Regions from separate parts of the Homo sapiens genome. Here all the other regions are linked to region 1. The links are chromatin contacts, found by Hi-C or POLR2A ChIA-PET in ENCODE. All regions are on one chromosome and are shown on one strand. The core of a region is the stretch at or near the end of the contact, and the rest is flanking DNA. Distances in the headings are between cores, read along the strand shown. Region 1 holds the start of HUWE1 (HECT, UBA and WWE domain containing E3 ubiquitin protein ligase 1). Region 2 holds the start of WNK3 (WNK lysine deficient protein kinase 3). Region 3 holds the start of TSR2 (TSR2 ribosome maturation factor). Region 4 has its middle 31 kb from the start of FAM156A.

Region 1 (6,825 bases), core at 3,558-6,057:
ATAGTGATTACGCACTGAAATTCCTAGACCATTAGAAGGAAACAAAGAGTGGGAATCACGTTCAAACATCATGAACCACTGGAGATAAAAAGTTTGGCCTATGAGGAAAAAAAATATAAACGTTATAGATCTGGCCTAGAAATACACCAAGAATGTACAGTTAAAGAAACAAAAATCTCTTACTCTTTCCCAGGTCATAAAATTAGCATATGACACAGGTACATCTACCAATGCATTCTTACACCAAAAAGTAATCCTAATTTATTATGTGCCTACCATGAGCTAAACATTTTATTTTATTTTATTTTAACTAATTCTAGCAACAATCCTCTAATGTAAGCACAACTATTCCCATTATATAGATGAACTGAGAATCTGAAAATTTGCCCAAGGTCACAAGGTTCAATGTGAACCCAAAACACACCCAAAACACACACTATTAATTTCACCATACCAGACCGCCGCCTATGACTGGGGAATGTTGGTATCTCCTCAATCTATGCAACACTGGGGCTAAAAGAAAACAATGCTGAACATGTAATCTACAAAGGAGAAACAAATGATAGGGAATTAACTGCCTATAGTAACGGTGGCATGGGGGGAAGAGGAAATAAAGAACAGGGCAGACTGGGGGGCAGGACAATCAATGCTGTTTTCTAGTAAATGGAAGGGGTAAAATGTAGTGGAGCCTGAGAGGAGGGTTATCTTCCTTCTAAGGGATTCAGCTCCTGGAAAAGGAGTATGGGGAGTGGGGGATAGAAAGATTAAGAAGTGAGAAGCAGGTAAGAGGTGCTCAGCAGCAAAAATAGATGTCCACAGACCAAGAGGCTCCAGAAACTCAGAGCAAGGCAGGGAAAAGGGGCGGTTCCCAGGCTTGCAGGGGAAATGGAAGAGGCAGGGAAGACAGAAAGCGGGTTTACTGGAGAGTTATCCTCTACAGCCTTCTGAGGGGGAGGAATGAGGAAGGCAAGGCTAATGGCCGTAAACGAAAAGGCCACTTAAACTGCAATATCCAAACACCGACCCGTTCATAGTTTCGCTTAATAGTGGTTTAGCAGCATGCAGAGCTAAGAAATCCGGATCAGAGTCATACAAACATGAAGACTTGAGGAAATGGAAGGCTACTATGGCACCATCCACAAAGATGGAGTAAATGCAGGCAACAGGATAAGCTCTATTCAACGCCTGCGCCAAGGGGACCAATGGAAGGGGGAGACAGAGCGGGCTAGAGGACTTAGGCTAAACTCGAATTTAGAACTGGGGAAGGAGTCACAGGGAAAAGCTTTGACTCCCCCCTCCCTTAAATACCAGCCTCAACTATCCACGTAGATGAAGATTAGATGGGACGACAGAATTAGGAGGGGTGTGGGGAGAGGAGGAGGAGTACACCAGTGACACTACTGCTTGAACCCTAAGCCTTAGCTCTAAAACCGCGAGAGTTGGCGAAGATGACCCCACCTCGAGAAAAACCAGGGTATTCATCCGGGTCGTCGGAGGTGCTGAGAACGGAGGTTGGCCGGCAGAAAAGGTAGGGGAAAGGGGCCACTCTTCATTGGTTGCTCCTCTTTCCCACCGTTCAATTTAACCCCCAACCCCACTCCCCAGCGAACTCCAGACTCCCCTCCCACCCTTCCCAATCCGCCCACTGCGGCGGCGACAACGGAGGCGTTGACCGATCGGTGGGGCAAAGGCGGGCCCACACGCGGCCGAGGCCCAGGAAATGGTGTCGCCTCAACGGACAAGAAACGAGGTGGTCTTCGCCTCAGGTCTAGTTTACCGGCACCCCGGCGTTTCGCCAATCGTCACCTCCTTAACGCTGGGCACCTCAGAGGCGTCATAAAGGCAGATAGCCAACACCTCTGTGCTGGGTCCTGGCCGGACAGACATCAGCCTCCGCCGCCATCTTAACAGCAGGCGGACCGACCCTAGTCACTGCCCCCCCACCCCCCACCCGCGAGCTACCTCAGCCACCGCCAACGAATCCCACGAGGACGTAACCCTGCTCCCGCGAGAATTCTCCGGCTTAGAACGGCACGAGCCGAAGACCTTGCCGCCGCCTCCGCGGCTACTGCAGTCAGTAACCGAGCCACCGCCGCCTCCGCGCGATCCCGCGAGAACCTCTACCGGACGGGAAAAGCCTGAGCCCAGCCCTTTCCAGACCCCTCCTCCCTCCCACCAAAGCCGAAGTAGCTACAGCTTCACCCTACGCGAAGCGAAAAGCAAATGACGCACAACCTAACGAAGCAGTGAGGGGCGGAGCCAACCTACCACGGCCGGCTCCCGCATGCGTTGAGAACTATCGCGATATTACGCTTTAGCCTCGGCGAGACCTTCTTAATTCACCGCAGGATGCCGCCCGCGCCTCGCCTTTAGGAAACATGAGATATCGCGAGACCTGGTGCACACTCCTAAAAAGGAGAAAGGCGGAGCTTCATGAAAATGACTGGGAGTTTTTCGGGGGAAGGGAGGAACCCTCCCGTCCTGCAGGGATCTCGCCTACCACGAGGTTTCCGACCCACTGCGGAGCTGGCTGCCAAACCTCGCGATGACACAGCTCAGCGCCAAATCTCGGCCATGTCCTGAAAACTGCCTCCGCCCCCGATCTAGGTGTCTAGAGCCTAGTGCTTGAGGAAAATTTAAAAAGTCAACCTGTTTATTCTCACGCTTCCGGGCAAGGCTGTACCAATTAGCCAAACTCCATTCTGGAAGCGGAGCAAAGAGTCCCCCATTGTTACCTGTCTCCAGGAATAACATATTATCCTGGACTAACATTTAAAAGACGTTCAATCTCACAGTAAGCACACAAATGCAAATGAAAACAATGACATAACATTTTTTGCCCATTAGATAGGGAAAAAAATTTTTAAACCTACATTATCCAGACTCCTTCCCTCGCCGCACTGCAGGCTAACCTGAATCCATCTTAATCTAACTAAAGGCCATATCATTAGTTCTAGTTCCAAAGCCACCAATTTTAACTACTGAAGCTTTACCTTGGCATAACCAAAAAGATCCAATAAAGTGGTTTTCTCCAAACAAAGGAGTCTGCCCTCAAAGGAATATTCAAGCTTCGGGGATGGGGGGAAATGCCTGAAGCTTTTAATATGGCAGTTTTTCCACGTCTAGCCAACAGTGTTTCTCCAATAAATCTTGGGATCCAATCTGGCTTGATTTGTGGGCTTTTCCATTCTAATGCATTGTTCTGTCCGTTCTAATTTAAATAGTTCCTTTAGAGTACATTTTAATAGCCAGTAGTACAAATATCCCTATCTTTACTTACGTTTTAAAATATTTTTTTTCAGTTATTCTTAGCCATTTTTTTCCCCCGGATGAACTTTAGAATCATAGTAAGTTCCAAAAAAACTTGGTATATTTATTGAAATTGCATCAACTGTATAAACCAATATAGGAAAAATGGACATCACTAAAATATTGAGCCTTCTTATTCAGAAGCATAGTATTCCTTCTCTTTTCATGCAGATGTTCTTTTATGGTATTCGTCAATAAAGTTTTATAGTTTACTTCTAGGTATTTTTATTCGTTTCTCTTGCTATTGCGAACAGGTTTTTTATTATTAAAATTTCAAAATGCTTATTGCTTATAGATAGGAAAACTGCCTATATAAACTATTGATATTTGCCTATTTACAAACAAAAATATGATCAATTTCGCCAGTAATCAGGGAAATGCAAATGAAAACAATGACATACGATTTTTTTGCCCTTTAAATTGGCTAAAATTACAAAGATTGATAATACGTGTTGGCATAACTGTGGAAAAATAGGCACTCTCGCACAACATTAAAGAGTGTAAATTAGTACAGGCTTTTGGGAAGGCAATTTGGACAAATCTATCAAAATTCAAAATGCATATACACCCTGACCCAGCGGTTACTCTTCTAAGAATTTCTCCTACAGAAATACTCATACATGGCATGATACATATACACAAACCCATTCATTATGGCATTGCTTGTAATAGTCCCCTCCCTCCCCCAACAGAGAAACAAGCTAATGTATATCAATCGGGAAATGGTTAAATAAACTGTAGTACAATCATACAATGCAGCTGTTTAAAACCCAACATAAATTTGGATTCCCGGATATAAGAAGATCTACAAGACATATTCTCAGATTTTTAAACAAGCAGTTAGTCGAAATGAATGTGTGTGTGTGTGTAGTACCATTTAGATATCAAAACATATATATGCAACGCCTAGTAGTTACCCGCGAAGCCTGCCTGCCCGCCCCTCACCTTCCCTCTCCTCTGAGGCCGCCTTCCTCGAACCAGTGAGAAACGCTGAAGGCCCGGCCTCTACTCTCTCTTTAGGGCCACTTGGCCATGGCTAATGCCGGTACCTCGCATCCCCTCTGTCAGCCGCTCTCTCGCCGCGCCGCCGGCAGCTGCCGGGCTGCCCCCGAAGATGCGGCTAGCTCTCCGCTGGCGCCTGCCGAGGCCTGGGGGAGGGGAGAGGAGGCGGGGTTCAGGGAGGGTTGGGGCAGGCCGCCCTGCCCCTCCAGCAGCCTTTCCCGCAGGCTCCCCAAGGCCGCCACCTCCGCGCCTCCGCGCAGGGTCCCGTGGGAACTCCCCCCCCAACCTCGCCACTGCCACCCGCGAGAAACCGAGAACGGCCGCGCGTACAGAGCTCGCCCTCCAGCCCAGGGATAGACGCTCACCTCGGCCGCAATGGCTCCGCGGGGCCCGCAGGAGCGTGCGGGGTCCGCGGCCCTGCTTCAGCCCTGCTTCAGCCCTGCTCCAGCCCTGCTCCAGCCCTGCTCCAGCCCTGCTCCCCTCGCTAGCCCTCAGTCGAAAGCCTCCTCGCTTCGGCTCAGCTCAAACTCGATTTGGGGCTCCACCCACCGCAAGCGAAGCCCCGCCCCTGCCCCTCGGGAGGGAGCTCCCTCCGCGGTGAAGTCGGGTCCCTTGCAGGGGACCGCGCCTGAGCTACCCAAGGCCCAGTAAATGCAACCATAGAGGATGATAGGGTCGCTAAGAATTGGGATTTGATTCGAGGCACGGTGGAAGCCGCGGAAGGGAACATGATTTGATCTGATTTACCTTTAAAAATTAACGACCTCGCCAGATGCCTTGTGAAGAATGGGGAGTGTGGGGCAAGAGGGCAAGGCTGGACCCAGAGCGGAGGGTGGGAGACGACGTGGGAAGCCGACCACCCAGAGTTCACGCGAGCAAACCCTTAAAACACTTCAGGCACATAGTAAGCCCTCAATAAACATTCTTTTTTCCTCCTTTAATTATTTGGAACGGCAGTGCGATTGACAAGGATCCTGTAGAGGATCTGCATCTGTAAATACATGGGAATAAAAAGGACCTGGTGGGAGATCACCTGTTAACCCTACTTAATTATTGTGGGCTGCGGACGACATTGGAGGGGCGAAGAACTTTGACTTGGAACTCTAGCTACTTCGATAAGGTTTCAATTTTTAATAAAAAGTATGTATTAATTTAGTATTTAAAGACAAAAGCACTATTAAAAGAACTCCTGAGACATCGAGGAAATAAAAACTGTGATTATACCCTCCACTTCTCTAATTCCAGCCCTCCAGAGCAGTGGTTCATCCCTCGAATTGAGAATCTAATGAATGGGTCCCCCACCCCAATATATACTTACACATAAAATTTTGTATATGATCTCAGGAGATGTACAGGGCCCCTTCGAGATACACTGTTTCATTGAATATTTTTACAATTTTTTTTTTTTGAGACAAAGCATCACTCTGTCACCCAGGGTGAAGTGCAGTGGCACGGTCACGACTCACTGCAGCCTCGACCTCCTGGGCTCAAGGATCCTCCTGCCTGCCTACAGTCTCCCAAGTAGCTGGGCCTCCAGGTATGCGCCACCACGCCTGGATAACTTTTTATTTTTTGTAGAGGCGGGGTCTCACTATGTTGCCAGGCTGGTCTCAAACTCTTAGGCTCAAGCAGTTCACCCGCCTCGGCCTCCCAAAGCGCTGGGATTACAGGCGAAAGACCCGGCCCATCTGTAACATTTAGTGGCAACATGAAGCTATACTTTCTTTAGCATGTAATTAACTTCGGTTGTTCTTTTTTCATTTTAAAATTGGTTTCCTAATTACACATGATTATTGTAAAACACGGATAAATTTAAAGTTCCCCTTACATTCATATACACAAATAGAAAAGCATGGCTTTGTTTTTGTTTTTCATTTAAAAAATAAATAGCATCCTTTTTATGTATTGTTATGTTAATTGCTTTATTCACTTAATGTAGCTTGAAGATCTTTCCATGTCAATATATATAAATCTACCTCATTTATCTTACCTACTGCATAGTATTCCATTGAATGAATATACTGTAATCATTCATCTATGGATAAACACATGTTATTTTCAATCTTTGACTATTACAGTGGGGTTTTTTTTTTACTGTTAACAATGCTGCAATAAAATTCCTTGTACATGCTTTTTTCTGCAGATGCTAAAATATTTCTGTGAGATAAACATGGAGAAATGAAATAGTTGGATAAAGGTAGCACACATTTTTTTTTTTTAAGATAGTGTCTCACTGTCACCCAGGCTGGAGTGCACTGGTGCGATTAGGGCTTACTGCAGCCTTGACCTCCAAGGCTCAAGCGATCCTCCCACCTCAAGCAATCATCCCACTTCAGTCTTCCCTCGAGTAACTGGGACTATAGGCGTGTGCTATCACGCCTGGCTAATTTTTGTATTTTTTGTAGAGATGAGGTATCACTACGTTGCTCAGGCTGGTCTCAAACTCCTTGGCTCAAGTGATCCTCCTGCCTCGGCTTACCAAAGTGCTTGGATTACAGGCGTGAGCCACTATTC
Region 2 (6,911 bases), core at 1,514-4,013, 670 kb after region 1:
GAAGATCAACAATGGTCTAGAAGTCAGAACTCCGGGGTTCACCACTTACTAGGGCATGTCTTGTTTTTCTGGGCTTCATTTCTTTTTCAGATAGAAGGAGAAAAATACCTTTCCTACCTGCCTCCCAACCAAAGTACCGTAATAAAATTATGTACAAGGTATGATAGAACTCTAAAGAGGGGGACCTAACCTAGCTTGGTGGAGGATGCTGGGAAAAGGAAGAAAGGGAAACCAGGAAAGGCTTTCAGGAATAGCTGGTGACAAATGTTAAGTTTTAAAAGAATGAGTTCAAATTCTAGGGGAGGGGGAGAGAGAGCATTCCAGGTAGAGGGGGACATCAGAAGCAAAGGCAGAGAGAGAAACACCATAAATCTGTTTATGTTATTCCCCTTCTTAAACAATCAAGAGTTCCTAATTCACCCCAGCCTCAACCTAAGATTCCAGCCTTATCTCATTCCATTCTCCAAATATACCATGCTTACACTTTCAAGACCCAAAATGTGAATGTCCTTCATCTAGAAACATCTAGTTCAAAACTGGGAGGCCGCCTTGCCTGGTTGAGTTAGTGCAACATTTCCAGGCTCTTACAGTGCCTTTATACTTCTACTGTACTATTTAATACATTAAGTATTCATCTCAATCTGAGAGACTATGAACAGAATATGACCTTTTGTATTCAAACTGCGGGTAGCCTAAACAAGGATTACACTCTTTCCAATATCAAAGCAGAATAAAAGAAAAACAGCATGGGAATGTTCTCAAGTTTGCAACATTTCCAAGAAAACTAAATATATATCAGTAAAATGTGTAAAAAATAATCACAAAAGATTAAAATCCATAACCGTTAATCTTGACCCAGAACAGAATGAGACCAGGACAAGACATCCTTATCAGAAGATAAGTATTCAGAGAACAAAATGTTCACGTAATCTGTTGTAATTTAAACTCACACCAAAAAGCGAGTGCCAATTTTCAAAGATAAATTCGTAATGACCAAAAAAAATGTACAATTATTTTAGTTCAAAGTCAGCTTTAGTGGATTTTTTAAGACAGAGTCTCGCTCTGTCGCCCAGGCTAGAGTGCAGTGGCACAATCTTGGCTAGCTGCAACCTCTGCCTCCCAGGTTCAAGAGATTCTTCTGCCTCAGCCTCCCAAGTAGCTGGGATTACAGGCACGCTCCACCACGCCCGGCTAAGCTTTAGTGCATTTTTGCTATCCTTTAATGCAAGGTATCTTTCCCTTGAGCTGTCGAGTTTAAACAATTTTTAAACTCATCAATCCAAAGGATAGAGACCGTCTTAAAAGACACCCGCTGCTCTGTCACATACTAAGACCTCTTCAAAAGTTCTCTTGGTATTACAACTTACTATAGATGAAAAACAGATAACGGTATCTCCAAAAATTGGATACAATCACTACTATGCAGAAGATTTTCACAACTCAAAAGCTGTTTTATTCATATAATTGTCTCAATCAACAGTAACTCTTAAGAAAAAATAGCCATACTATTCGCATCTGTTTTGAGGGTTCAGTCTCATTTTAACAGTCTCTCAACCCCCAAGATACGGAGATACTCACGTGCAGGATTTCCACCCCCACCCCATTATATAAATGTTTCACCACTTTTAACTAGTCAAACAAAACCTCTTTCAGTACAGTGAAGCCACCTCACCACTTTCATCCTCACCTATCATACCATCTCCTCCCCATCCCCAACCTGTCAGTCACACAACACACACCACCCCTTCCCAAATAACACCTCAGAATCTCCTTGAGCCTAACACATTTACACAAGCCAGCAATATTTCTCACCCCATCCTGTCCCTCACACATCAGCTGAACCTCTGAAATAAATCTACTCTTTCCTTCATCCTATTCCCATCAATACAACTGAACTTCCCACACCCGAAGCGATCTTCCCTTTCAGTAGCTTCAATCTCACTTAAGTGATCACTCAGTCCTTTGTCAACCGTCTCCTGTCCCCCTCCTGTATCCTCCTCACCTTCCCCGTCCCCTGGTCTTCCATCAGCTCCCAAAGTTGTCACCCCTCAACAACAACCAAAAAAAAAATCAAAAACAAAAAAGAAAACAAAACAAAAAACGCACCTCAGCCTCAAACCTGCCCTTCCCCACTTTCCCCCTGTTCATTTTCCTCTCCGCCTATTCAGCAGTTTCGACAGCCCCTTAGCCCGGAGCCCGGCCTCGTCCGGTACCGACTGGTGAAGGCACTCACCCTGCTTCGGTCAAGCCGCCCCCCGCTAGGGCGCTTACTCCTAACAGACTCTTGGCCGCCGCTGCCTCCCTCCATTCATCCCTGGCCCATTCATCTCTCAGCCCGATCCCAGACACGCCCCCCGGCCTCCTCCCTCTCTCCTAGCGCCCCGGCCGGCCCGGGACCCTCACCAGATTAGAGGCTCTCGCAAAGGAAGACTCTCTTACTCTTTTCGCTTCTCCCTCGCCCTCTCTCGAGCCTCCTCTCGCCCCACGACGAGCCACACCGTAGAATAGACACATACACACACACCGCCTCCTCCTCGATCGCCTCCTCCGATGCTTCTTACTCCTCTCCTCGATGTCTCGAGCTCCGCTCCGCGTCGTGTGCGCTTGCGCGCGCGAGCGTCTCCCCGCGAGCCCACCGGGCCAGCTACGGCCGGTAGGTAAAGAGCGGGCGGAGAGAGGGGAGCGGGGTACGAGCCCAAGCTCGCGCTCGGCCCGGAGCTGAGCAGACGCACGCGTACTCCAGCCAGGGAATTCGGACGGGTAGGAGAGAGGGGCGGAGGGGGGGCGGGGAAGGGAGGGGAGAACAGAAGAGGGGGAGGGGCGGAGAAAGCCAACGGAGCAGCCCCAACTCGGAACCGCCCCTATCGCAGCGAGGTGCCGAGTGGCCAGCCAACTAGAGTGCGCGCACGCCTCCCGCCCCCCTCGGCGCCGCGGGAGAGAGGGATGCGCGTCGAGGAGAAAGGCTTCTCCCCATTCCAAAGAGAAAATCTCTTAGAGGAAGCACGCGCGACATCTCCTGTGTGTTCCGAAGCGCTCTCGCTCTCTCTCAGCTGCTCTACCCTCTCCCCTCAGAGAAGAAGAAGAAGAAGAAAAGTCCAAGCACACACTACTTCCTAGCCCCCCACTGCCCACCCTTGGGTCTCCGCGAGCCTCTGAATGCTGTAGCGCCGCTGTTAGGAGGTGGTACCCGCCGGCACCTTTTCGCCCGCCACCCCTGACTCCCTTTTTCCAACTCCCGGGATTTCTCGCGAGACCCATACCTGCCGGCTTTGGGATTAGAAGTCGAAGCACCGATTTACAAATACTGGCCTCCCAGTTACGTTGCGGGGGCAACAGCCACGGCATGTCTCCCCCGCCCCCCAGGACCGCAGTGCGCGCGCGCGGGGGCTGGGAAACGACCAAAGCAGGGATGGGAAAGGGAAGCTATGAAACTGATTTTTGACGGCATGTAACCGCTAGGCCTGGGCACGTGCCCTGCGCCTCGCAGACGGGTGCGATGTACCCTGGGAATTGTAGTTTTTCTTCCCACCTATGGTCCGACTCCCACCCTCAGTTTTACTTAGGCCTCTGACCGGGAGGGGGATTTCCGACGCCATTTTGCCGGGAACAATGGCCCTCGGCCCTGATGGTGGCAGGTGGGGGAGGGAGCAATGGTTTTAAGGGTTCGGTGAACCTCCTCGGCCCCTTGGTGCCATAGCAACCCCTTCAGAGACCTGGTCCCGCCCCCTCGCCGCCGCCAGGCTTCTAGAGCGCGCGCATGCGGAAAGGCTGCCTCCCACTGAGACTGGCTCTCTGTGTCTCCCACCGGCCACCTCCTTGAAAAACTCCCAGATCCTCTAGCTGGTAGTGAATGCTGCCTCCTTCGAGCTTTCGGTACATGTTAGCCTCGGCGCAGCGGCTTCAAACTGCTTCCTGTGCTATGCCAGAAGCAGTATAGAATTGTTTCCGTCATTCTCCCATGAATAATCCCGGCCCGACAGAGGAGGAAATTGAGGCTCAGGAGGGGAAATGGACATGAATTGCTCAACTTCATACTATTTGTGGAGTTAGAACTTGAACCCAGGTGTGCTCACTCCAGAGCCGAGGCATTTTTCAATCTCCCGGGAGTCATCTGGTGGCGCAGCTAAAGGGCAGGGCATTCTTTTCGAATGCCCCTCAAGCTAGGAGGCTGTGTGGGAAATATCTGACTAATGCTTTCAGCCCTCCAGCCTCGGCCCTATCACTGAGTTATCCCTTCTCCACTACCTATTTTTCTTTTCCTGCTGTAGGCCTCAGAAATCTCAGTCTTTTTCAGCTCTTTAAAACAGCACAATCAATACATTTAACTCAGGTTTCCAAAGTCCAAATAAAGTGTAATGGTTTATCTTTGACTTTGTAAGGGGGGGGTGAGTATAATGATGGGAGGCCTTGTAGCCCTATCTCTTGCCTCTGTCCCTTCCTTATTAATTTCCATATTGCCAGAATATGTAAGGAAACCGGACCATGCCCTTAATACATTCAAACTCCCATCTTTCCGTTTTGACAACGGAGGGAGATGCTGAGGAAACAATAGGGCTATGAGGTCCAGCCACTAGAATGGTGGAGATCTTCCTTCCTGGCCGATTTGAAAGAGCAAGGTGTGGTTTCTCCAAATAGCTTCACCATTCTACCTTAAGAGTCTCTGAAGTCTCAATTAGCTGAAAAATGGATGGGGTCTCCCACGCTCCTTTCCTCACTGTCCCTGAAGATAGTCCCTTTTCCCTGTTGATTGGTTGACTAGTGTAGGAAAAACAGAGGAAGAGTAGCTGAACAACCAGTAAGGGGCAATTTCAAAGTTTCAAAGGTTACCAGTTTATCCCAAGTCTTTGTAGGTCCTGACTCCCATGAGATGGCAACTAGAAACTTGTGGCCACCGTTTCTGTTTCTCAGTGTCACCCTATTCCCACCACTGCCACACACATCACCTTCATGAAAAGGCATCTAGCTCAGTTGTGACCTGCTCCTCTTCCCTTGTCTCTGAGCCTGATGATGTAGGTAATGAATAAAGAACAACACTTGGAAATGTTAGCCCTTCAATCTGCTTAGATGTTAATTCTTTTGAGCAGTACCTCTTTGATAGTTGAATACTTGTTAAAAAAAAAAAAAGCTATTGAGTAGAGTGACTTTTATGACCTTTAGAAATTTGAAAATCAAACAAGTCGGCTCCCCATCCAAATACAGGTCCTTCTCAATTTAGACCTTTTATTGACATATGTGCTCTTCTGTTTGGGACAATCTGGTCTGTAACTCAGCACAAATGCCACTGTAGGCAGAAAGGGGAGCGGGCAATTCTAGCTAATCACCAAGGTATGACAGGGAACATTCCCTTCCTACCCACTGGTTTCCACTGACTCTCAAGTGACATTTGCAATGTTCCTACTCATCAAACAGAAATTTTGATTTATATTAACTATTTGTAGTTTGGTTTTACATTGTTCCAGGAAATCATCCTTCCAATAATCTAATTCATTTTTTTCTAGAGGCTCCGGTGCCAATAAATTACAAAAAATTTAACTGGAATCATTTTTAAACCCCAAAATCCCACAGGAGTGGGGGTAGGAGGTTAGTTTCATGGCCCTACTATCTGTTGGTCTCTTTCCTACCACACAGGATGGTAACTCCTTCAGTCAACAAGATGGAGCTGAAATGAACCTCAAAGTTTGTAGTTAGCTGACCACTGCAACCATGGGTAGAGTTGTGACTGTTTCTGGAACTTAATTTCTGACCCGGTGCCCTCTTTTTAACCAGGTTATTGGGGCGGGGAGGTAAACAATGTCCATCATTCTTGATGTTCATTTCCCTTAACCCAAGTGATACCACAGTTTGGGGATCTTAGGTAATGTCCAGGCATGGGTGTAAGTGGGAGTGGAGTAAGGATATCTGCTTCTAGTTATTTAGATCCTGGCAGTTTGTGCTGAGCCCTCTGCCCACATGGGTCCTTTCCAGTGCTGTGGTCCTCTCCAATGTCTCTGCGACATGGGGCACAGAATTTTTCCCGAAGTCCCAATAGATATTGGGCCATCTACCTAGACATTCCACACAGCTCTTCCTCTCTTGAGTCTTCCCCATCAGCTAGGTGTTGCTCCTGGGAAGCTGAGGCTAATCAATGCTGCTTGAGCTCCCACAGAGATCTCTCTCTGCTCTTGTTGTCTCTTTCTCGCAAGGAGAGGGGAGTGAGGAAGAGAAGAATCATTTTTTAGGTTTGTGCAACTCTTTCTTCTAGTTTTCTGGCCCAGATACTTGGTCTCTGCCCCTACACCCTAATACCCCTTGCTTAAGGACTTATGTTTTGGAAACACAGAAACCAGAAAGAGTGGCAGAGTATTTGTTTTACTGCCTTGCCACCTCCCTCCCCTGAGGTACACCACAAAGCTATGTTATTTTGGGGGCAGAGACAGGTAGAGAAAAAGAAAAATACAGGAAAGAAAAAAAATATATTATATTCTCTAGATAATACTGAGCCACATTCTCCTTCTATTAAATCTTAGCATCCCAGCAAGGGAAAGTGTACTTCTCATCCAGGTGCCTCTGTTCAAGGCAGTAACTCCCAGGGCTTGGATGTCTGGGTGATCTTTTCTCCAGCCAAGTCTTTCCACTAGGGGAATTTCTCACCAGGATCATCTAAGGGTTATTAATGTCCTCCCAGAAGGTTCTCTTTCCTCCCAGCACAAGTTGAGTATTCCTTGAGTAAGGGCATACTCAGAAGTGAACAGCTATCTTTGGCTTAGCGACTGACTTAGAAACACTCCACGTTTCAGGCTGGATAATGCAATTTCTCCAGCCTTGCTATTGGTCTAGTTTCTTCTTCCTAGATGCAGTCTTTCCACATGTGCCCAGAGCATACGTCAGGGGGCAATTTATTTATTTATTTATTTATTTTTGAGACAGAGTCT
Region 3 (6,280 bases), core at 2,998-5,497, 750 kb after region 1:
GGCGGCTCACCTGAGGTCAGGAGTTTGAGACCAGCCTGGCCAACATGGTGAAACCTTGCATCTACAAAACAAAAACAAAACAACAAAGTAATATTTTATTTTTCTGGGTTAGAAGATGTTTGTGACATTTGTCAGTTTTTAAAAATTTGTAATTTGTAAATTAGATTTCTAATTTTAAGGAAATACTTTCATCAATAAATCAACAAATAAGTAAAGTGTACAATTCAATGGCTTTTAGTATAGTTTCTTCTGATTTGCTCCTTGGCTTTCTCCTTAGCTTTCTCACTGTGTGTTCACATAGTTGTCCCTGTGTGTACACCTCTCTGGTGTCCCTCTTTGCCTGTGTCCTCATCTCCTCTTATTATTATATTTTGTTGTTTTTTGTTTTTGAGACAGGGCTTGTTCTGTCACTCATGCTGGAGTGCAGTGGTACAATCATGGCTCACGGCAGCCTCAACCTCCTGGACTCAAGTGATCCTCCCTCCTCAGTCTCCTGAGTAGCTGGGACTACAGCCATCACACTCAGCTAATTAAAAAAAAAATTTTTTTGTAGAGATGGGGGGTCTTGCTTTGTTGCCCAGGATGGTCTCGAACTCCTGGCCTCAAGTGATCTGAGCCATTGCACCGAGTTCTAATCTCCCCTTCTTTATAAGGACATCAGTCATAACGGATTAGGGCCCACCCATGCAACCTCATTTTATCTTAATTACCTTTTTAAAGGCTCTATCTCCCAATACAGTCACATTCTGAGGTACTGGGGGTTAGGGTTTCTACATATGAATTTGGGGGGTGGTGGATACAATTTAGCTCATAACAGCAACCATTACCTCGTCTAATTTTTAGAACATTTTCGACACCCCCAAAAGTAGCCCTGAAGCCATTTAGAAGTCACACTCTATTCTTTCCCCATCCAAGCCCTGGGCAACCATTCATGTATTTTCTGTCTCTATAGATTTACCTATTCTGTATATTTCATATAAATGGTATCATACAATATGTGGTCTTTTTTGACTGGTCGGTAATTATACGTCCTCTTTCGTTCCTGATTTCAGTAATTTGAGTCTTCTTTCTTTTATTTCTTCCTCAGTCTAGCTAAGGGTTTGTAAATTTTGTTGATCTTTTCAAATAACTGACTTGGCCAGTTGCATTTGCTCACACCTGTAATCCCAGCATTTTGAGAGGCGAGGCAGGTGGATCGCTTGAAACCAGGAGTTCAAGACCAGCCTGGGCAACAAAGTGAGACACCCCCTCCCAACACACACACACACACACACACACACACACACACACACACACACAACCACACACACACACACACACACACACTAGCCAGGCATGGTGGCCTATTCCTGTAGTCCCAGCTAATCAGGAGGCAGAGGCAGGAGGATCCTTTGAGCCCAGGAGTTTGAGGCTGCAGTGAGCAATGTTTGTGCCACTGCATTCCAGCCTGGGCAACAAAAAAAGACTTCATCTCTGAAAAAAAAATAACCGCCCAGGTCCGGTGGCTCACGCCTGTAATCCAAACACTTGGGAAGGCTGAGGTGGGCAGCTCACTTGAGGTCAGGAGTTCAAGACCAGCCTGGCCAACATGGTGAAACCCTGTCTCTACTAAAAATACAAAAATTAACGGGGCATGGTGGCATATGCCTGTAATCCCAGCTACTCTGGAGGCTGAGGCAGGAGACTCCTTTGAACCTGGGAGGCAGAGGTTGTAGTGAGCTGAGATTGCACCACTGCACTTCAGCCTGGGTGACAGCACCAGACTCCATCTCAAAACAAACAAACAAACAAACAAAAAACAACAACTGACTTTTGGCTTCACTGTTTTTTCTTTTCTCTATTGTTTTTCAATTCTCTATTTCATTTATTTCTGTTCTATTATTTATTATTTCCTTTCTTATGCTTGCCTTGGGATTACTTTGCTCTTCTTTTTCTGGTTTTGTGAAGTGGAAGTGTAGGTTATTAATTTGATATCATTCTTTCATTTTTTATTTTTTTGAGACAGGGTCTTGCTCTGTCCCCCATGCTGGAGTGCAGTGGCACAATCACGGCTCACTGCAGCCTTGAGCTCCCAGGCTCAAGCAATCCTCCCACCTCAGCCTCCTGAGTGGCTGGTACTACACGCATATGCCACTATGCCCATCTAATTTTGTTTGTTCGTTTGTTTGTTTGAGACAGAGTCTCACTGTGTCGCCCAGGCTGGAGTGCAGTGGAGTGATCTCAGCTCACTGCAACCTCTGCCTACCGGGTTCAAGCGATTCTCGTGCTTCAGCCTCCCAAGTAGCTGGGATTACAGGTGTGTGTCACCATGCCTGGCTAACTTTTGCATTTTTAGTAGAGACAGGGTTTGTTCATATTGACCATGCTGGTCTCAAACTCCTGACCTCAGGTGATCTGCCCACCCAAAGTGCGGGAATTATAGGTGTGAGCCACCATGCCTGGCCTAGTTTTCAAATTTATTTATTTATTTAGTTTGAGACAGAGTCTCACTCTGTTTCCCAGGCTGGAGTGCAATGGCACCATCTCGGCTCACTGTAACCTCCGCCTCCCGGGTTCAAGCCATTCTCCTGCCTCAGCCTCCCAAGTAGCTGGGATTACAGGTGCTTGCCACCAGACCTGGCTAATTTTTGTATTTTTAGTAGAGACGGGGTTTCACCATCTTGGCCAGGCTGGTCTCGAACTCCTGACCTCAAGTGATCTGCCTGCCTTGGCCTCCCAAAGTGCTGTGATTACAAGCGTGAGCCACCACACCTGGCCTAATTTTTAAAATTGTTTTTAGAGATGGGGTCTCACTATGTTGCCCAGGCTGGTCTTGAACTCCTGAGCTCAAGCCATCCTCCCGCATCAACCTCCCAAAGTGCTATGATTACAGGCATGAGCCACCATGTCCGGCTCTTCTTTTTAGATATGCATGTTTACAGCTAAAGATTTCCCTCTAAGTTTTGCTTTAGCTGCATCTCATGCATTTTTTTATGTTTTTGTTTTCATTCATTTAAAAGTGTTTTCTAATTTGCTTTGTGATTTTTTTCTTTGACCCATTTATTGCTTAGGAGTGTGTTAATTTCCATATATTTGTGAATTTTGTAAGTTTCTTTTTACTGATTTTTAACTTCTTTCCATTGTGGTCAGACAACATACTTTGTATGTTCAATCCTGTTAAATCTATGGAGGCCTACTGTATGGCCTAGTGTATGATCTGTTCTGGAGAATGTTCTTGTGTACTTCAGAAAAACATGTACAGTTATCCCTGGGTATCCGTGGGAGACTGGTTCCACGACCTCCGGAGGATACCAAAATTCATAGATGCTCAAGTCCCTGATATAAAATGGCATAGTATTTGCGTATAACCTATGAATATTCTACTGTATACTTTAAATCATTTCCAGATGTGACTCACGCCTATAATCCCAGCAATTTGGGAGGCTGAGGCAAGTGGATTAAACCCAGGAGTTCGAGACCAGCCTGGGCAACATGGCGAAACCCTGTCTCTACTAAAAACACAAAAATTAGCTGGGAGTGGTGGTGGGCACCTGTAATCTCAGGTACTCGGGAGGCTGAGGCACGAGAATTGCTTGAAACCAGGAGACGGAGGTTGCAGTCAGCCGAGATGGCGCCACTGCACTCCAGCCTGGGCCACAGAGTGACACTCGGTCTCAAAAAAATAGATAAATAAATAATTTCCAGGTTACTTATAATGCCTAATAAAGTGTAAATGCTATGTATATAGCTGTTATACTGTACTGTTTAGGAGAATAATGTCAAGAAAAAAAGTATACACATGTTCAATGCAGATGCAATTTTTTCCTGAATATTTTCCATCTGAGGTTAGTTGAATTCACGGACGTGGACTGCCCCCCATAGGGAGAGCTGATTGTATTTTACTGTTGTTGGTTGCAGTATTCTATACAGATGTTAGGATGCTTTTTTTAAATGCAGATTTTTAAGGCTATACTCACTGAGTCCTCTGCCCCAGGGCCTGGAATCTGTATCTGTAATAAGTTCCCCACATATTTCCTCCGCAGTACCCACGGATCCGGAAACCATGGCCCCACACGTCCTTCAGGTCTGGTGTCCTTTGATTTAAGTGAGTAACTCTGGTGGTGTCATCGATCGCTCTGACAGATTTTTCTTTTGCTCTAGTCTTGCTGCCAGGTCTGCGGAAAAGAGAATCCTGTGTTCTCAGGCTCGGCTTGCGTCTCGTTCTGCCTGGGCCGAGCTACAGAGGGATTGGGCCGCCGGGACGTCACGTGGACTGGGGCCGGATAATGGCGGGCGCTGCAGAAGATGCGCGAGCTCTTTTCCGGGCTGGGGTCTGCGCGGCCCTGGAGGCCTGGCCGGCCTTGCAGGTCAGTGGGGCCAGGGCCAGGGCAAGGTCAAGGTTAGGGCCCGGGGCAGAACAGGAGTTGGTTGGGCTAGGTGCCTGAGGCTTGGCTAGGCGGCATAAGAGGAGTTGGCTGGGCGGCGTAAGCGGCCTCCAGGCTACTCCAGGTCTGCTCCCAAGCTGACTTGGTGGGCTTGGACCTGTGTTTACAGATCGCTGTGGAGAATGGCTTCGGGGGTGTGCACAGCCAGGAGAAGGCCAAGTGGCTGGGGGGTGCAGTGGAGGATTACTTCATGCGCAATGGTGAGTGAATGTGAGGCGCCGCGACCCGCCTGTGTGGGGGTGTGGAGAGGAGGAGCCCCATCCCGCAGAGCCTGCATTTCCTCTCGAGCAGTTGTGGATTGGTACCTAAAGGTGAGGTGGAATGAATTCAGCTTTTAGAATCAGAATCCTGGATTCCAGTGCTTTACGGGCTGTACCACTGACTCGTGGGATTACTCTGGACAAGGCAGTTTACCTCCCTGAGACTCAGTTTCCTAGTTTCTAAAATGCGTATAAAAGTATCCACCAGAGCGCTGTACAGTAGAAATATTATGCTAGTCACATATAATTTAAAATTTTTTAGTAGCCACTTTAATAAAGCAAAAAGCAGATGAAATCAATGTTAGTAAACTCGGTGTGTATGAAATATTTCAACATGTAGTCAGTATAAAACATTGAGATATTTTACATTTTTTAGTATTAAGTTTTCAAAATCTGGTATTTTACAGTTTTAGCACATTTCGATTTGGCCTAGCCATATTTCAAGTGCTCAGTAACCACCTGTGGCTGTTTGGACAGCAAAGATCTACACTGTAGGCTCGTCTTGAGGGATATACAAGAACAAGAGGCCCAGTAGAGGGCCTGTTGCATAGTATGGTTTTTAAAAAAATCTTCATTCAATTTCTAGCTTTGGAGATGACATTAGGCAGAGTCATCTCTCTCAAGAAAGTATACTATCCATTGAGGATCCACACACGTAAATAGTTACAACATTGATAGATTTTCTGATAAAGAGGAGCTCAGGGTGCATGGGGTAACAGGATGGGGAGACAGCTTCTTAGTGGAGGTGGTGAATTGGGCTGGGTCTTAGTGAGAAGGAGTTAACTAGGTGGGGGAAGCAGAGAGAGCAACACTCAAGTTCTGTGGCATGAGGGTATAATGTGTTATATTTGGAAAGTAGCAGGGAGCTCAGTATTGGAGTATGGGCGTGTGTGCGTGGGGGGTGGAGGAGTGGTAGAGAATGAAGCTGGGGTGTGGGAAGCCCCCTTGAAAAGCATAAGACATGGAAGCCCTTATGTGCCTTTGATTTTATCATTTAGGCCAGTGTTTGCCAAAATTCATGCTAACTAGTTCTGTTAGATGTTCAGTGAAGAAGCTTCTCCAGTTACCTTATGTAAGAAAAACTCTTGTTCTGCTCCCACTGAAAAGTCTTAACACTCATGAACATATTAAAGGCTTGGGTAAGAATAAGAACCACTAAAAAACCTGTTTGCTTTTGTTTCTCATTAGCTTTCTATGGATAGTGTCCCTTAAGACCCAGCAGAACAGATATTTCTCAAAGGCAAACTGTGAAACACTGCAGTGGCTGGTAAAAATTCGTGGGCAGGTTCTAGGGTGAGAAATAGGATGGGATTTGCTGGCTAGAAAGTTCAGGAAATAATCAGTATGAAGCATAACCTGGAGAGGGAAAGACTGATGAGAACGCTGTTTTTGTCTAGAAACTGATGAGGCCTGAAGTAGGACAGTGGCAACAGGCATGGAAAAGAAGGGGTGGAATAGGGCCTTGGAGATTGGTTGGCTGTAGACAGGGAGGGAAAAAGAGGCAAGTTCCTGGTTTGAGTTGATGGGTGGATTAGGTGTCTTTTCTCGGAGTAGAGGAACCCTGGAGGATGCGAAGCAGGTTTAAAGAGTAAGGTG
Region 4 (6,532 bases), core at 2,713-5,212, 700 kb before region 1:
TTAAAAAAATAAAATAAAAAAATAAAATCACTGCAGAAAAAAAAAACATGGAATTGATGGTTGAAATATTTACCAAATCATGTTATAAGATCAGCATTACACTGACACCAAAATCAGACAAAGACAGCATTAAGAAAAAACCAACTATAGTGTAATCTCCCTCATGAACATAGATTCAGAAAATTCTCAACAAAATATTATCAAGAAAACATTTGGTTAATATTAAATCCAATAATATATAAAAAGGATAATGCACCAAGACCAAGTGGGATTTATCTTGGGAATGCAAAGCTGGTTCAATATTCAAAAATGTGTCAATGCAATCTACCATATTAATATACCGAAAAAAAACTGCAAACTCCAACCACATGGTCACAACAGTTGATACAGATAAAGCCTTTGACAAAATTCAACAGTCATTCATAATTAAAGAAAAAAAAAACAGCAAACCAGAATTAGAAGGAGGCTTGCTTAACTTGATATGGAGCAACTAAAAAAATCCTACACCTTATATTATACTTAATAAAGACTAACTGCTTTCTCCATAACATCAGGAACCAAACAAGGTTGCTCATTCTCACCCCTGTTATTCAATATTGTACTGAAAGTTCCAACCAGCTTAAAAAGGAAAGAAAAAGAAATAAATGGCTTACAGATTGGAAAGGAGGGACTACAACTACTCCAACTCACAGACATTATTATAATCTACATAGAAAATCTTGTCAGATTTATAAAAAATACTTCTCGAATGAACAAGGGAGTTAAGCAACATTATAGGATATATGTTCAACAACAACAAAAAGCAAAGCACTTCTATAGACTAGCAATGAACTGCTTGGAACATTTTTAAAAATATACAATACCATTTACAATAGCTGCCCCTGAAAACCTAACAAAACATGTGCAGGAGCCGTATGCTAAAAACCATCAGAAGCTAATGAAAGAAATAAAGGAACAATTAAATAAAGAGAGGGACGTACTGTACTCATGGATTACAGACTCATTATAGGAATGATGTCCCCAAATTGATGTACAGATTTCATGCAATTCCAATGAAATTCCCAGCAGGATCTTTTATAGATACAAACTGATTCTAAAATTTATGTGGAAAGGGAAAGGAGCTACAACAGTCAAAATGACTTTGAACTTTGGGAAGCCGAGGCAGGATGGCTTGAGCCCAGAAGGTCGAGGCTGCAGTGAGTCATGATCATGCCACTGCACTCCAGCCTGAGTGACAGAGTGAGACCCCATCTCTGCAAAAAATAAGAAAACTTAGCCGAGTGTGCTGGTGTACACCTGTAGTCCCAGCTACTCAGGAGGCTGAGGATTGCTTGAGCCTGAGAGGCCAAGGGTGCAGCAAACCGTGATTGTGGCACTGCACTCTAGCCTGGGTGAGAGAGTAAGACCCTGTCTCAAAAAAAAAAAAAAAAATCTATTTGCCTTATTTTTGTGGATAGTTCAACAGAAAGAGAACAGTCTTTTCAACAAATGGTGTTGGAAACATTGGACATCCAGGATATTTATCCTAGAAGAAGGAAAATTTATGTTTACACAAAAATCCATGCACAAATGTTTATGGCAGCTCTATTCATAATTGTACCAAACTAGAAATGACCCAAATGTCCTTCAATGGGTGCATGGATAAACAAGATCTGCTACACACATACAATGGAATATTATTCAGAAAAAAAGAAGGAACTATTGATATATTCAACGATTTGAATGAAACTCAAGGGGTCGAGCGCAGTGGCTCATGCCTATAATCCCAGCACTTTGGGAGGCCGAGGCGGGCGGATCAGAAGTTCGAGACAACCCTGGCCAACATGGTGAAACCCCGTCTCTACTAAAAATACAAATATTGGCAAGGCATGGTGGTGCGTGCCTGTAATCCCAGCTACTCAGGAGGCTGAGGCAGGAGAATAGAATCGCTTGAACCCGGGAGATGGAGGTTGCAGTGAGCCGAGATCACGCCACTGCACTCCAGCCTGGGCAACAGAGCAAGACTCTGTCTCAAAAAAAAAAAAGAAAAGAAAAGAAAAGAAAGGAAAAGAAAAGAAAAGAGACTATGCTGAGTGAAGAAGCCAGTCTCAAAAGACTACAGGCTGTATTATTCCATTTCTATGATATCCTGGAAAAGACAATAGTATAGTGATAAGAGAACAGATCCGTGGGTGCCAGCGCTTAGGGGTGGGAGAAGGAAGTGACTATACAAGGGCAGCACAAGGAACCCAGGAAGTTCTTTGGGGTGATGCATATGTTCTGGATACTGACTGTGATGGTGGTTATATCTATCTATACAGGTGTTCAAATTCACAGAACTATACCTCAAGTGTCCATTTTACTGTATAATTTCAAAAATTAAGAAAATTTGCCCACCAGACAGGTTAGAATCCTTGCTTTCTGTAAAACTGTTATAATACAGACATATGTATGCCTAAACACTATTGTTATTTGCTTTTGAGCCATGTAGAAAGGGAATCACATAGCATATCCTCTTTTATATCTGGCTTCAGTCACCTAATGTTATGTCTCTGTATGGTCTAGCTCATTCCTTCTCATAGCTGTGCAGTAATTCATAGTGTGAATCTGGCAGAATTTATTTATGCAACTTCTTATTGGTGTGTAGTTGGGTTGTTTCCAGTTTTTAGCTATTACAAGTAGGGTTACTCTATGAACATCATTGCATGTACAAGAATTCTCATCACAGGTCTGGATGGTCAAAAAGTAAATCAAACACTAATTAACGATCCAATAGGAGAATGACTGAATAAACTATGGCTACAATAAATGATGGCATATAATCCAAATCAGGTCAGAACAGGTGAGTCATTATTTGGATAAATTACCCAAGTGTTAACCTGGTGGCTGTTGTGATGATGACGCATGGCTCTAATGACTGCATGTGGGTCGCAGTAACTCACAGTGAGCTCACTGGGCTCGTCTCGGGGCACCCATAGGCAGAGATGACGACAACAGGAAGGAACAGTGACAAAGCAGGTGGCCACCCCAGAACACTATAGAGAAAATCTCACCTGGTCCCCAGACCATGGTTCTGCTCACAACCTCAGAACTTCCCTCGCCTGACTGTCCTGAGCACTTCCAGGAAGGCAGCCCCTGGCTGTCCCTGAGGTGGCCGCATCTGTCCTTCCCCACCAACCCTGACCCACTCCTCCTCCTCTTGGGCCAAATCTGCTTTATTAACGCCTCAGCTCCCCTCCATTCATGAGCATCCCCTGCATGTTGGGGGTATAATGATGCTCACTGCGCAGGTGAGGAGACTGAGTGTCGTAGAGGGCAGCAGCTGGGCCTGCAGCTGCACAGCAGGTCAGTGGGCCTGTGCTGGGTGGGCCGTGCCTCACCCCACAGCTGTGCACCCCCTCAAGCTGTATGGAGATTGTCTGCTGCCTCCTCTTCTGAGGGATCCTCCTGGTCCCTGTCTCCCCAAACCACCAGGCCTGGAGCTTCTAGACCCAGAGTTCAGGCCCTGGGAGAGGACAGGGTGGAGGCGGAGCCGGCAGCTGGCCAGGATCTGGCTGGGGGGTTGGTGGCCTTTTCCTGAGCCCCAGGCTCTGTTGGAGCCTGCCCCCAGTATCTTCAGGATCCAGGCTGGTGCCCTCAGGACTCGCCAACCTATAGCCTGACCTGCCTCAGAGCCAGTGCATCTTGTAGAAGAAAGCATATAATGCAATCATTAAATAAGAAAAGGAAGACAAAATTATATGAGAATTTTCCTTTAGCCATGGAAATGAGCTTCTGGTACAAGGAGAAGAAGTAGGAAGGAGTGAAAAGCCATCTGCAGATGACCCCAACAGCACTAAAACCTGGCCCTAGGCTGCCCCTACCTGTCCACATGCAGAGAGGGAGGCTCCAAGAGACACCCAGCCTGGAGCTCATGCACCCTGAGGCCTCTGACCCCACCAGGAGTGAATGTTTAAGACTGTTCCTCTGTCTTCTCTGAGGCTTTCCCGGTCTTGGAGATGAGATGCCCCCTGCTGGCAAAGGTGGATATCACTGCAACGTGGCTGCACTGTGCCTGGAGACACCAAGACCTCACCGTGGGACCACAGGCTTCAGTCAGGCTTCCCTGACTGAAAGGAAAAGGTCACTTTGACTTAGCAGGAAGCTCAGGTTTGGACTTGGTCCCACCCTGGACAACAGACACGGAGAAGAGGAAGTGGAGGGGTTGTAGGATGTGGGTGGGTGACAGCAGGGCTGAGGGCTGAGGACAGAATGAGCAGGGGCCACTGTGAGACTAAGATGCTAGCTCTGGCCAGGTACGGTGGCTCATGCCTGTAATCCCAGCATTTTGGGAGGCCAAGGCGGGTGGATCACTTGAGGTCAGGAGTTCAAGTCCAGCCCGGCCATCATGGCAAAACCCCATCTCTACTAAAAATACAAAAATTAGCCATGCATGTTGGCGTGCACCTGTAATCCCAGCTACTCTGGAGACTGAGGCAGGAGAATCGCTTGAACCTGGGAGGTGCAGGTTGCAGTGAGCCGAGATCGCTCCACTGCACTCCAGAGTGGGCGATAGAGTGAGACTGTCAAGAAAAGAAAAGAAAAGAAAGAAAAGAAAAGAAAAGAAAAGAAAAGAAAAGAAAAGAAAAGAAAAGAAAAGAAAAGATGCTGGCCCTGGTCAGAAGGAGGAGGAGGAAGAGGAGGACCAGGAAGGCCTCGGCAAAGGACTGTGCTCGGAGCTGGGGCTGATGAGAATACAGAAGGCCCTCACCTGTGAATGGGTGATAGAAGTAGAGTTGACAGTCACGGAGTTGGGTGAGAAAAGCATGATTCATGTTAGGTGGTCAGCCAGTGTCTGGTACAGAATCACGGTGAGGTGAATACCGATAGTATTGGTATGAATGGTTGTATTAGTCAGGGTTCTCCCAAGAAACAGAACCAAAGAGGGGACTTGTTATGGGAATTGGCTCATGTGACTGTGGGGGCTGAGAAGTCCTGCCATCTCCATCTGCAAGCTGGAGAGCCAGGGAGGTGGATGGTGTGATTCAGTTTGAGTCCAAAGGCCTGAGAACCAGCAGAGCCAGAGGCATAATTCATGGAGTCTGAAGGCTTGAAAACCCGGAGTTCTTATGTCCAAAGGCAGGAGAAGACGGGGTGTCCCAACTCCAGAAGACAGCAAATTCCCCTTTCCTCCGCCTTCTTGTTGTACCTGTGCCCTCGAGGGATCGGACAATGCCCACCCACGCCAATCTTCCTCCATCGGTTCACTGATTCAAAGGCCAGAAACACCCTCACAGACACACCCAGAGATAATGGTTTGCCAGCTATTTGGGTTTTTCTTAACCCCATCAAGCAGACACCTAAAACTAACCATCACAATAGTGATATAAAAGGCATCACTCTGTGAACTGCCTGCGACATGCTGTTCTCCTCTACAGGGTGGGCACTCACTCTCTTGGAGGCTAAGGTCCATCTGTCTACCTCTGTGGCCCCAGTATGGGGACAATGACAGTTACCATCAAGGCTTGCCAAGGAAGAGGGTAAGTGGTAGGCAGAATAGTGGCCCCCCAAACACATCCATGTCATTATTGCTAGAACCTATTCCAGCCAGGGAGATGACAGTGGGCCTGTACTCAGCCTTGCCCTGTGCCCGGCACTGCTCTCGGTGACTGACCAGTTGTCTCACCTCTCCTTCACATAACCCTGTGAGGAGGGAAAGTTAGTACCCTGATGACAGACGAGCAAAGGGAGGCAGAGAGAGCTGAAGCCACTTGCCCACCGTCTGATCCGGGGCAATTTAGTCCCTGCCAATGTCACTCCAGCCCCTGCTCCTACCCTGCCTCAACTACTAGACCCATCTAACATGGGCTCGGGAGGAGGGCAGTACACATGTTTTCCCCAAAACCTGCACCTACCCTGCTTGGCGGGCATTAGCCTCCTTTATGAATGGGGAACTGAGGCTGGTCAAGGACAGGTGACTTGCCCAAAGTCACACCACCAGGGCTTGGGGTTCCAGGCTTCTATGAAGCCTGCCAGGCCCCAAAGCCCACATGTCCTGGGCTATTGTGGGTGTAAATGAGGCCTGAGGGGAGATGGACCCCAACATCTGAGGACAAAATGGGCAGATCCTGTCTATCCCCTGAGAGGTGGTGTTCCTGCTCCATGGCTGGCGTCAGGAGCACAGGATAGAGGATTTCCCACCAGACAATCTCCACAAACAGGCCTGAGGGAGCCTCTGGAGCCTCCAGGATAGAAGGCAAGACCTGGAGCCCAGGGGAGGTTCTGCAGGAAGGAGGCCGCCTATGCTGTGTGGTCCACACCAGCAGGCCAGGGCACTGCGAGCCTGTGTGCAGGAGTCAGGGACACTCACGCGACTCCCACTTCCCACAGCACTCTGCTTCACTTGTGAGTCTTTTTTTTTTTTTTTGCCTGAGAGTGTATAAAACGTTAAGTGTATGTTTTAATGACAAGCAATAAGCTGCACGTTCATGTAACAACCATATAGTTCAAGGTCGATCACCATCCCAGAAGTCCCCAGGGTCCCTTCTCAATCAGTGTGTTTTTCCTCACTGTC

The links. Hi-C counts contacts between places; a loop is a spot of excess contacts on that map. ChIA-PET counts read pairs that join two places held with the same protein, here RNA polymerase II (POLR2A). Pooled maps may share reads with other maps.
Region 2: a loop to region 1 is called in a map of naive thymus-derived CD4-positive, alpha-beta T cell, with 5 times the contacts of the local background. The contact joins the promoter of WNK3 here to the promoter of HUWE1 in region 1. A Hi-C loop is called at or near these places in 1 of 168 maps with a recorded cell type or tissue (naive thymus-derived CD4-positive, alpha-beta T cell), 1 of 37 single-sample maps with no recorded cell type and 13 of 50 pooled maps. POLR2A ChIA-PET finds 5 or more read pairs at or near these places in 2 of 52 experiments (both WTC11).
Region 3: a loop to region 1 is called in a map of ascending aorta, with 4 times the contacts of the local background. The contact joins the promoter of TSR2 here to the promoter of HUWE1 in region 1. A Hi-C loop is called at or near these places in 2 of 168 maps with a recorded cell type or tissue (ascending aorta and chondrocyte), 6 of 37 single-sample maps with no recorded cell type and 19 of 50 pooled maps. POLR2A ChIA-PET finds 5 or more read pairs at or near these places in 2 of 52 experiments (HEK293 and WTC11).
Region 4: a loop to region 1 is called in a pooled map, with 4 times the contacts of the local background. The contact joins the enhancer-like site here to the promoter of HUWE1 in region 1. A Hi-C loop is called at or near these places in 1 of 168 maps with a recorded cell type or tissue (naive thymus-derived CD4-positive, alpha-beta T cell), 1 of 37 single-sample maps with no recorded cell type and 7 of 50 pooled maps. POLR2A ChIA-PET finds 5 or more read pairs at or near these places in 2 of 52 experiments (CD4-positive, alpha-beta T cell and activated CD4-positive, alpha-beta T cell).

The regions. Positions count from the first base shown.
Region 1 is chrX:53,681,912-53,688,736 of GRCh38, forward strand. HUWE1 (HECT, UBA and WWE domain containing E3 ubiquitin protein ligase 1) reads right to left here and starts at 4,808. Exons shown (of 84, transcript NM_031407.7): 1 at 4,677-4,808; 2 at 4,359-4,457. RefSeq lists an enhancer at 4,152-4,231 and silencers at 4,442-4,741, 4,815-4,989.
Region 2 is chrX:54,355,283-54,362,193 of GRCh38, forward strand. WNK3 (WNK lysine deficient protein kinase 3) reads right to left here and starts at 2,764. Exons shown (of 24, transcript NM_020922.5): 1 at 2,404-2,764.
Region 3 is chrX:54,436,157-54,442,436 of GRCh38, forward strand. It overlaps TSR2 (TSR2 ribosome maturation factor), which reads left to right and starts at 4,248. Exons shown (of 5, transcript NM_058163.3): 1 at 4,248-4,346; 2 at 4,534-4,624. The coding sequence starts at 4,266. RefSeq lists an enhancer at 3,966-4,015.
Region 4 is chrX:52,986,234-52,992,765 of GRCh38, forward strand. It overlaps a transcript of FAM156A not described here. Among named protein-coding and RNA genes, the nearest start is that of FAM156A, 31 kb to the left of the region's middle. RefSeq lists an enhancer at 3,438-4,017. Within about 2 kb of position 3,963, at least 9 of the 41 ENCODE cell types and tissues checked have a DNase peak (open chromatin) inside an H3K27ac peak, as active enhancers do.